2 separate regions of the Mus musculus genome follow, and region 2 is linked to region 1. A link is a contact called in ENCODE POLR2A ChIA-PET data. All regions are on one chromosome and are shown on one strand. Each heading gives the region's core, a stretch centred on a gene start or an enhancer-like site at or near the end of the contact. The rest is flanking DNA. Distances are from core to core; before and after follow the strand shown.

Region 1 (4,195 bases), core at 1,269-3,768:
CAGGGGGATCCAACACACTCACAGACACATGCATGCAGGCAAAACACATGAAATAAAAATAAATCATTTTAAAAACAGAAGAAACAAACAACAAGAGCCCCAGATCCTCAGGGCCATCATGCCCAGCATGGGGACTTTGGGTCATGAGAGGACTGGGGGAGCCTACAGTACAAGGCCCTTCCCAAGAAGAGCTGAGGGGCGGGGAGGAGTTAGTGGCAGGGAAGTGAAGCTCTAGCCCACTTCCTGCAGAGGCTTCCTGGAAGGGTAGGAGGCAGAGGATGACTTTTGTGAAAATGGCTGGTGGGTGGGTGGGTGGCCTTGGTGATCAGTGACAATGGTGTCCACCCTGATCCTCAAATAAACAGCAGAAAAGAGCCACAGTATAGCATCCTATGGCTAAGCTCCAGGTAGTTGGAGCCATGGTTATCCTTGGCTACAGTGTGAGGCTAACCTGGGCTACATGAGATCCTGTTTCAATAAAGGAATAGAATAGTCAAACTCCCAAATACAAGGCACAGCAAGGGCTCAAGGGCAAACATTGCTAAACAAGAATAGAGGCACACAAAGCTCTTCCGGAACTGCTATGGCCCAGCACAGCCTGGAGGCAGCGATGGCAAGGTCCAGCCTTACTGCTCAACTTTCGTTCCTCCTGCCAGGGCCCCAGCCACCACCCAGGGTGCCCTTCCCTAGACTCTCTGCCCAATCCTGCTGAGCATGTCCCCTCCTGTGGTCAGGACCCTAATGGCCACCCTAGGCTGCCAGCCTGTTTCCAGCTCAGCAGCTGAAGCCGCTCTCTAATTATGGGTGATTAGCATCAGTCTCCCTGGCTAGACACAAGGTCAGTGTGGGCGTGGGCTCTGCTGCAGCAGGGAGGAGCAGTAAACACTTGCTGAACACGCAGGGGTGGGGACACCCAGCACAGGTGCATCCTGTCCAGTGCCACAGGTAAGAAAAGTGTGGTGTAGGGACAGGCCACCACAACCCCCCACTCCCCTACTGTGTGTGCAGTGGGAGAGAGGAATGAAAGAAGTAATTAGGAATGTCTCCCCAAAATGAAGGAAGAAAAAGCTCAGAGTGAAATGGGCCAGGGCAGACAGGGAGGCTGGAGCTGGGATAGTCACAGGCTTTTGAGTGGAGGAGACATAGCTTTACACAGAGCAGCTGCAGGTGTTATAGCCACCCGTTCTGGAATCCAGTCCCAGCACCTCCCATTAGAGGAGCCAGTTCCAGGAAGGGAAATTCCTTCTCAGCCATCATCCAGACTCTCTGGGATCCAGTGTGTAGATGAGATAGCTAAAGAACCAAGTCTAGGGCTCTGAGTTCAGGAATGTTCAGCTGGGACACTCCTGTACCAGCCTGACCGCAGAGATATGGGAGTGTCTGTGCGCACCTGCATGAGGTGGGTGTCCAGTCCTGGACGCACCTGGCCATCCCTTCAGGAAGGCTCAGGGTACACCCAGTGGGGAGTGCTTACCTAGCATGTGTTAGGCCTAGAGTTCCTGCACCACAAAACCCAGGGTCATTCTGGAGTAAAGGCAGGGTCAGGAGTTCACAGTGATGCATGTATACAAATGGAGTTCAAAGGCAGCCTGGGCTATATGAGACCCTGCCTCACATCCTGACTCAAATGTGGAGTATACACGTGTCCTTTCCATACTCCAGTGACTGAAGCAAGAGGATCAGGAGTTTGAGGTTAGCCTGGATTATGTCAGTTCAGATCAGAAAGCCTAACCAAAAAACAAACCAAATATCCTACCATCAAGAACTGGGGAGATGGGAATATGTGGCTCTCCTCACTTAGGCCAACGCGCCCCTCGACAGAGCAGGGGGAAACCTGGCCTCCTTTACTTGTTTATGCCAGGTCTAAGAGTCCCCAAACTGAGGAGGCCTGAGCCTAAACTAGGAGAAAAAAAAAATCCTTTCTTCCTGAGCAAGACATGCTGTGTGTCCCAGGGAGAGAATCAACCCGCTCTCTGAGCTGGATTTCCAGCCAAAGGCGTGGGCAGCTGAGGTCAGACACCAGATAAGCATCAAGAGGGCAACGAAGCCCACGTGAGCCATTAAGCCCGCCCATTTCCCGGAAACGCAGCTTTCCTATCAATGACGGTGACAAGCCCCGGAAACGATCATAGTCCCTCTTCCGGTCGCAAAAACCGTGTCCATCAAGAGATAAATCCCCAACGGTGACCGTCTGGGGCCCTGGAGGGACACCGGTCACTCCGGCCTCAGTTTCCCCCATCTCTCAGCAGCCCGAAGACCCTGCGCGCGCCCCTCCGCCTCGCGGCCCTCACCATCTTCCCTGCAGCGATAACTTCCGCCGCGGCACAGACACACGCGCTCCCACCGGCGGCCCACCGCGCGCCCCAGACTGAAAAAGACTGGCAGAAACTATGACCAATCAGCGAGCAGCTCAACGGACATCTATCCAATCGGGACGGGCTAGGGCGGTACCTACGGAACAAGACGGACGGCCTCACCGTATTTCTACGGTGGGATTGAGAGGTAGCCGTAAAGTGCGACACTAGAACGACGCAAAAGGCCGCAGCACAAGTTACGCCCACTACGGGGTGTATGTTGGGAAAGGGCGCCTGCGCAGAGGTGCTCTCCTGGATCTGGTTCGGCGCCTAATTCGGCGCCACACTGTGGGCGAAGCTGGCTAATGCATGCGAGTCGCGCGGTGCCTATTTTGCGCTCCTAGCCTTTCATTCTTTGTTTTGTTTTGTTTTGTTTTCGAGACATTGCTTCTCTGTGTAGCTCTGGCTGTTCCTGGAACTCACTCTAGACCAGGCTGGCCTCGAACTCAGAAATCCGCCTGCCTCTGCCCACCAAGTGCTGGGATTAAAGGCGTGCGCCACCACTGCCCAGCTCTAGCCTTCCATTCTTGCCCTTATGGATCTCTTTGTCTTTACCAACTCAAATAGAATCTTTGAACACGAACGGCAGGTCTGGCGTTCCCTGGCGACAGGAAGTGAAAACAAATCTCTGGGATTTTCCTGTTTTGAGATGGGCTTCTGTGGCAGCTGAAGCTAGCCGATCATGAACTTGCATTAGACCCCGACTCGGCTTCTCCACTGCTGGATGGCCACTGTGGGCCATCAAGCTTTAATCCTTGCTTTAAAAAAAATCATTATCATTTTGGGAGGAACATAGTGTTTCTCTGTACATCCCTAGCTGGCCTTGAACACACAATGTAGACCAGGCTGGTATCGACCTTCCAGAGATCCTAGTGAGTGCTGGGATTGCAGGTGTGCACCACCATGGTTTAATGTGTCTTCTTGAGCTACAAATTCAGGTTCTCATGCTTGCCCAGTAGGGGTGCCAAAGAATGATATTCCGGACTCAAATAGTATGAAAACTCAAAGAGTGTCTTATTATGCAGAAGTTGAGCATGCTGGAGTCTCGAATTACCAAAATAGACACCCATGTTAACTTGGAGGTTTGATTTAAAGCACATTAGGAAATTCCGGGGCAGGTGACCTCTATGTTAATCTGTGAGGTCCATCTCTATGGACGTTCCATGGCAGGGCTGCGGGGGCTGGAAACTTACTGGGGAGGTCTGGAAACTGTTGCTTACCCATTGTCCTTGCCTCAGGCCAGGTGGTGGGGCAGCTTCTGAGGCCTGGACTTGTCTGGAATTGGCCAGTTCTTGGAAACAGATTTAGGCCACCTCTCCTTAACTGCCAGTTTGAAGCTTGTCATGAAGTCAGCCTAGCCTTCTCATCAGGAAGCATTTTTACCCATGGAGCCATCTCCTAGCCCTTCTATTTATTTTTATTTTCTTTGGCTACTGGTTATGGAATCAGAGCTCCACCCTGAGCTGTCCCAAGCAGGACAGCTGTTTGACCAAGCTGCTGAAAGGCCCTGGTACAGAATGTTAGCGATGAGTTCACTTGTTGGGATCCTCTGACCCGGGAGACTCCCTTGGCACACTCCCCAGGGCTCTTCTAAGTGATGGAGTGAGACTCCCGCACTAAGACTGCAGCTCAGCGGGAGGGATAGAAGCCCTGAGCTCCCGCCCCCACCCCCACCGCTAACAATAAAGTAAAGCAGTAAGTGCTGAGGAGCAGCGCCTGAGCAGAATGGGCACTATCTCAGCACTGTGGAGGCACTGCTGGAGAAGCACAGGTTCAAGACCATCCTCCACTTCATGGACAGTTCAACAACAGCCGGGTCTACTTTACTCTGTCACTAATAA
Region 2 (4,195 bases), core at 1,134-3,633, 130 kb after region 1:
ACCAGCCTTGTCTACAGAGCGAGTTCCAAGACAGCCAGGGCTACACAGAGAGACCCCATCTAGAAATACGAAACATAAAAGAGCTGGTGGCACTGCTCAGTGGTAAGCAAGTGCCGGGCAGACTCAAGACCTAACTGCTGGAGAAGCAAAAGAGACTAACTTGGACAGGTTGCTTTTTAATGTGGCACCAACTCAAAGCAGGGACAAGAGGTAGTGCTGGCCCTGTGAGCATCAGCTGATATCCAGTGCCTTTCTAGTTACTCAAGTTTCTCCAAGTCCCTTCCCCTGGTTCACCATTCCAAACCTGTCCTCTCCTGCCACCAGAGCTAACACTGTCTCAGCTCAGACCCCTCCACACTCAGAGAGTAAGAGTAAATCCAAGTTAGGTGCTGTGGCACACACCTTTAACCTAATAAAGGTGGCAGGTAGATCTCCGAGAGCTAGAGACCAGTATGTTCTACCTGGCAAGATCCAGGACAACCAGGATTACTTAAAAAACAAGAAACAGAGCCGGGCCGTGGTGGTACAGAGAAACCCTGTCTCAAAAAAACAAAAACAAAACAAAACAAAACAACCCCAAGAAACAAACTATATGCGTCTCTGAAGCTGGGCTGGTGGTGGTTCCTGCCTGCCACCTTGGCACCTAGAGTCAAGAGTCATGGGTTTGACAGCAGCCTAGGATAGAGTGAAGCTCTGATGCTGACCACAGATTACACTCCAAAGTCGCCTTGCCAGTAAGTGCCCTGTCAGCTTTCCAGATAAACACAGGTTTGGACTGTCCCAAAACTGAATGCTGTCAGCCACAAGACACAGAGTCCCTTATGGTTGGTAGTCAAACAGCTAGACACAACTGGCTTCCTCAGGGCCCGAGCACAGTGGCCTGCAATTCCACAAGTGCCCTCACAAGAGGAAGACCAGGCTTCGATAGGGGATGTAATGCACAGCAAAATTAAAAATAACAGTATGACAGCGGTGCTGGAGAAGGCTGTAGGGGTGGCAGAGCAAGGGCCAGCGACTGCCACCAGGTACCAAGTTCACCTGACAGCAGTGACTCATGCTCTGGCCCAGCTGTTTCTGAGAAAAGCCCTGGTTCTCCAGGACTAGTCAGAATGGCCCAAGGGGAAAGACTACAGGTTGGAATTCTAACCAGGAAGAGTGGCTGGGCTGGTCACTCAGTGGCTGCCACCCAAATCCTCACCACCTCTTCCTTCTCACCTGCAGGGGCACTTTCTGCCCCTTTTGACAAGGGAAGAAGGACTTTTTCCAAAGAGATTCAACCTGTTCTAGGAAGGAAAAAACTAAAACCCGGGCACGGGCAGGAAGTGGCTCAAAGAAGTGAAGGGAAGACATGCAGGAAGAGGTAGGCTCCCCAGATCACTGAATGGGGAATAAATTCCTGGCTTGGCCAATGGTGCAGCACATGTCCTGGGCAGGAAGAAAACCACATTCTTTCCTAGTTACTCTCTGTTCACTCGACCGCGTCAACACCCCCCGAGCCAGCACAGGCAAACACACATCCCAGACACAGACTCAACACCCCAGTCACTTTAGTAAGATGAACCCTCAAGCCACTTCCCCTGGGGTCCTGCAACTTCTGTCTCAGTGGATGGATGCAGGGTGATACCGTGGCTTGGGTGGGGCATCAAGGTGTGACCCAGAGTGAGGCACAGGAAAGAGGGACACAGCCAGGATCCCTAACCCCACTCCCAAGCCAGGAGGCAGTACCAAAAAGCCTGGAATTTCTCCCAGATGAAGAGTGGAAAATGGAGAGACCAAGTGTGGTGGCTACAGTTGCCTCCTGCTGAGTGCCCAGGGGAGGAAGCCCCCATGGCTAACACAACCACCTCCGTCGGTGAGAAAAACACAACAGCCTTGTCCAAAATATCCAGGGAAACAGGGTTACAAGAGTGGCAGGATCTGGGGCCAGGCAGTAAGTTTCTGTCAAACTACCCCTTCTATGAGTGGATCCAAACACACCTGTCATCCCAGCACTTAAGAACCTAAGGCAGGAGGATGGCCGTCAGTTCAGGGACAACCTGAGCTACATAGAAAGGACCTATTTTTAAAAAAAGAGACAAGAGTAGAGCCAACCTGAAGGATGTCACTGGGGCTGGTCAAGGTATCGCCAGGTGTGGACGCGCGGCCTTGTCCCCCACAGGTCCCCGCAAGTGTCTCCCCACGGCGCAGCCTACCCGCCAGGACGCCGCAAAGCTCACCTGGTGGGCCCGGTAGCTTTCAAAAGCCTTCAAAGCACTGTCGGTGAGCTTCACGTGGAACACCGACACCCTGCTGCCGTCGCTCACGCGCCCACACGACAACCCGTAACTCCTAGCCTCCTTCAGCGCCGCCATCTTGCAACCATCACTCCCCCGCCCCCCTCCTCAGCGACTGCGCCCGCACGCCGGCCTGACCCGCCCCGCCCCGCCGCGCCGCCCGCCGACGTGCTGCATTATTCATGAGGCCAGCATAGCCACGCCCCACTCCGGGCGCGCGTGCCTTCTTTGACAGAGCTGAGGAACATTTTGCCTCGGGCCCGCACAGATGGCCACGCCCCCAAGCACTTACAGGCCCGCTCTCGGGACCGGAGACTGTGAGTCTTGCTGTATTATTCAAGAAGAGAGGTTAGCCACGCCTTCCCGCGCGCTCCAAACCCGCCTTCAAAAACTAACCACAGCGCAACTGGCCACTCCCTAAGGGTCTCGCGAGGCCAGTCATAGCCTTAAAACAGCTCTTCAGAGCTCTCTAAGAAACTTCCCTCCCTTGCAAACAACTCCCATGCGCGTGCGCCAGTTCACAGACAGGCTCCTCCTACCTGACGACTCCTCCTGCATTATTCATGAGACGAAGGCAGCCTCGACCCCAAGACTGCAGGAAACCCATCCTCATCCCAAACCCAGCAAAGCCCTCTCAGCCTCGCGACCTGTCGCGTGAGTGTGTTATTTATGAGAAACTGGCCGTGATCTCCGACGTGTTGGTAGACTGCCAGGCCGCGACGACGAACACGTTTGTTCGCAGTTGCCAGCCAGATCTAGATGGTCACTCATATGCAGCGAGCCCACCCCGCCCCCAGTGAAAAAAAAATCACCTTAAAGAAACATATTTAGCCACGCCTACACGCGTTGAAGCCCGCCTCCTCTACCAGCCCTATGCCACGCCCCCAAACGCCCATGGAACCCTGCGTCACCGAGGAACTGCTCCCCAAGCGCTCCGCGTTTGGCCACGCCCCCAAACTCCCGTAAAGCCCGCCTACCGACTTGCTGTATTATTCATGAAGCAGGCGTGGCCACTCCCCCACCCCGTGCTTGCTGATTTTCCCAGACCACCGCTTGCCCGCCAAACGCCCAACTGATACGCCCCCCGCAGTCGCAGGGTCTGCCCTACTTCAGTTCATGCACTGGGCTACATAGTCAGACCCCAAGCTCCCGAGGCCCTCCCCAGAAGCCTCAGCCGCTGGGCAAGCTGAGTTATTCAGGAGTTGCCGCTGCCGCGTTTCAAAAACCAATTTTCAAGGGTTTCCCACCCAACTGACTTAAGATCCCTGACCGCTTGACCGACGTGGCCTATTCCCCACCCGCTCATAAGTATAAGAGCTGACGGTTCCATCTTTCCAAGCTCCTAACCTCGCCGCTACATGTGTTACTCATGAACCCTTAACACTTGAACTTGGGCCTTTCAGCTTGATATTTATGCTTTTTTTCCGCGTTCCTTGGGTGGAGTCTAGGCACAGCTCTCCAGAGGGTCAAGTGCCAGGCCTGCTCGCACCAGGACGGAGTGGGCGTCTGTTGAGGCTTGTGGTGGGCGTGGTTACATAAACCAAGTGGGCGTGGGCTTGCCCGGTCCAGCTAATAGGGGGGATCCCCAGAACCAGGGCAAGAACTGTGGAAACAGGATGAAGTGCTGATTATGTCTGATGCTAAAAGTTCAACAACTGGATGAATATCCCACACGTCACGCGCTGGTTTTCCAATAAACAACTCTTAACGCAACATCCAACACGTACTCAATGTTGCACAACCGACACCACTGACTGTTCCAGAATATTTCTATCAAAGGAAAGCCTGGTCCTCATTTGCAGTTTTTCCTGTTCCCTCTCTGTCACCTGGCAACTCTGATCTGCTTGTCTTTGTGGGTATTTCATAGTGCGGTCCTACAACCTGAGGCCTTTGAGGTGTGATTGTTGTCAAGGATCATCAAT

What was found. ChIA-PET counts read pairs that join two places held with the same protein, here RNA polymerase II (POLR2A).
Region 2: POLR2A ChIA-PET joins it to region 1 with 16 read pairs in embryonic stem cell. The contact joins the promoter of Ell here to the promoter of Lsm4 in region 1. POLR2A ChIA-PET finds 5 or more read pairs at or near these places in 4 of 5 experiments (Patski and embryonic stem cell).

What each region holds. Positions count from the first base shown.
Region 1 is chr8:70,671,554-70,675,748 of GRCm38, reverse strand. Lsm4 (LSM4 homolog, U6 small nuclear RNA and mRNA degradation associated) reads right to left here and starts at 2,518. Exons shown (of 5, transcript NM_015816.4): 1 at 2,292-2,518. The coding sequence starts at 2,294.
Region 2 is chr8:70,537,863-70,542,057 of GRCm38, reverse strand. It overlaps Ell (elongation factor RNA polymerase II), which reads right to left and starts at 2,383. Exons shown (of 12, transcript NM_007924.2): 1 at 2,217-2,383. The coding sequence starts at 2,351. It overlaps Gm51534 (a long non-coding RNA gene), which reads left to right and starts at 2,529. Exons shown (of 2, transcript XR_003947400.1): 1 at 2,529-2,590.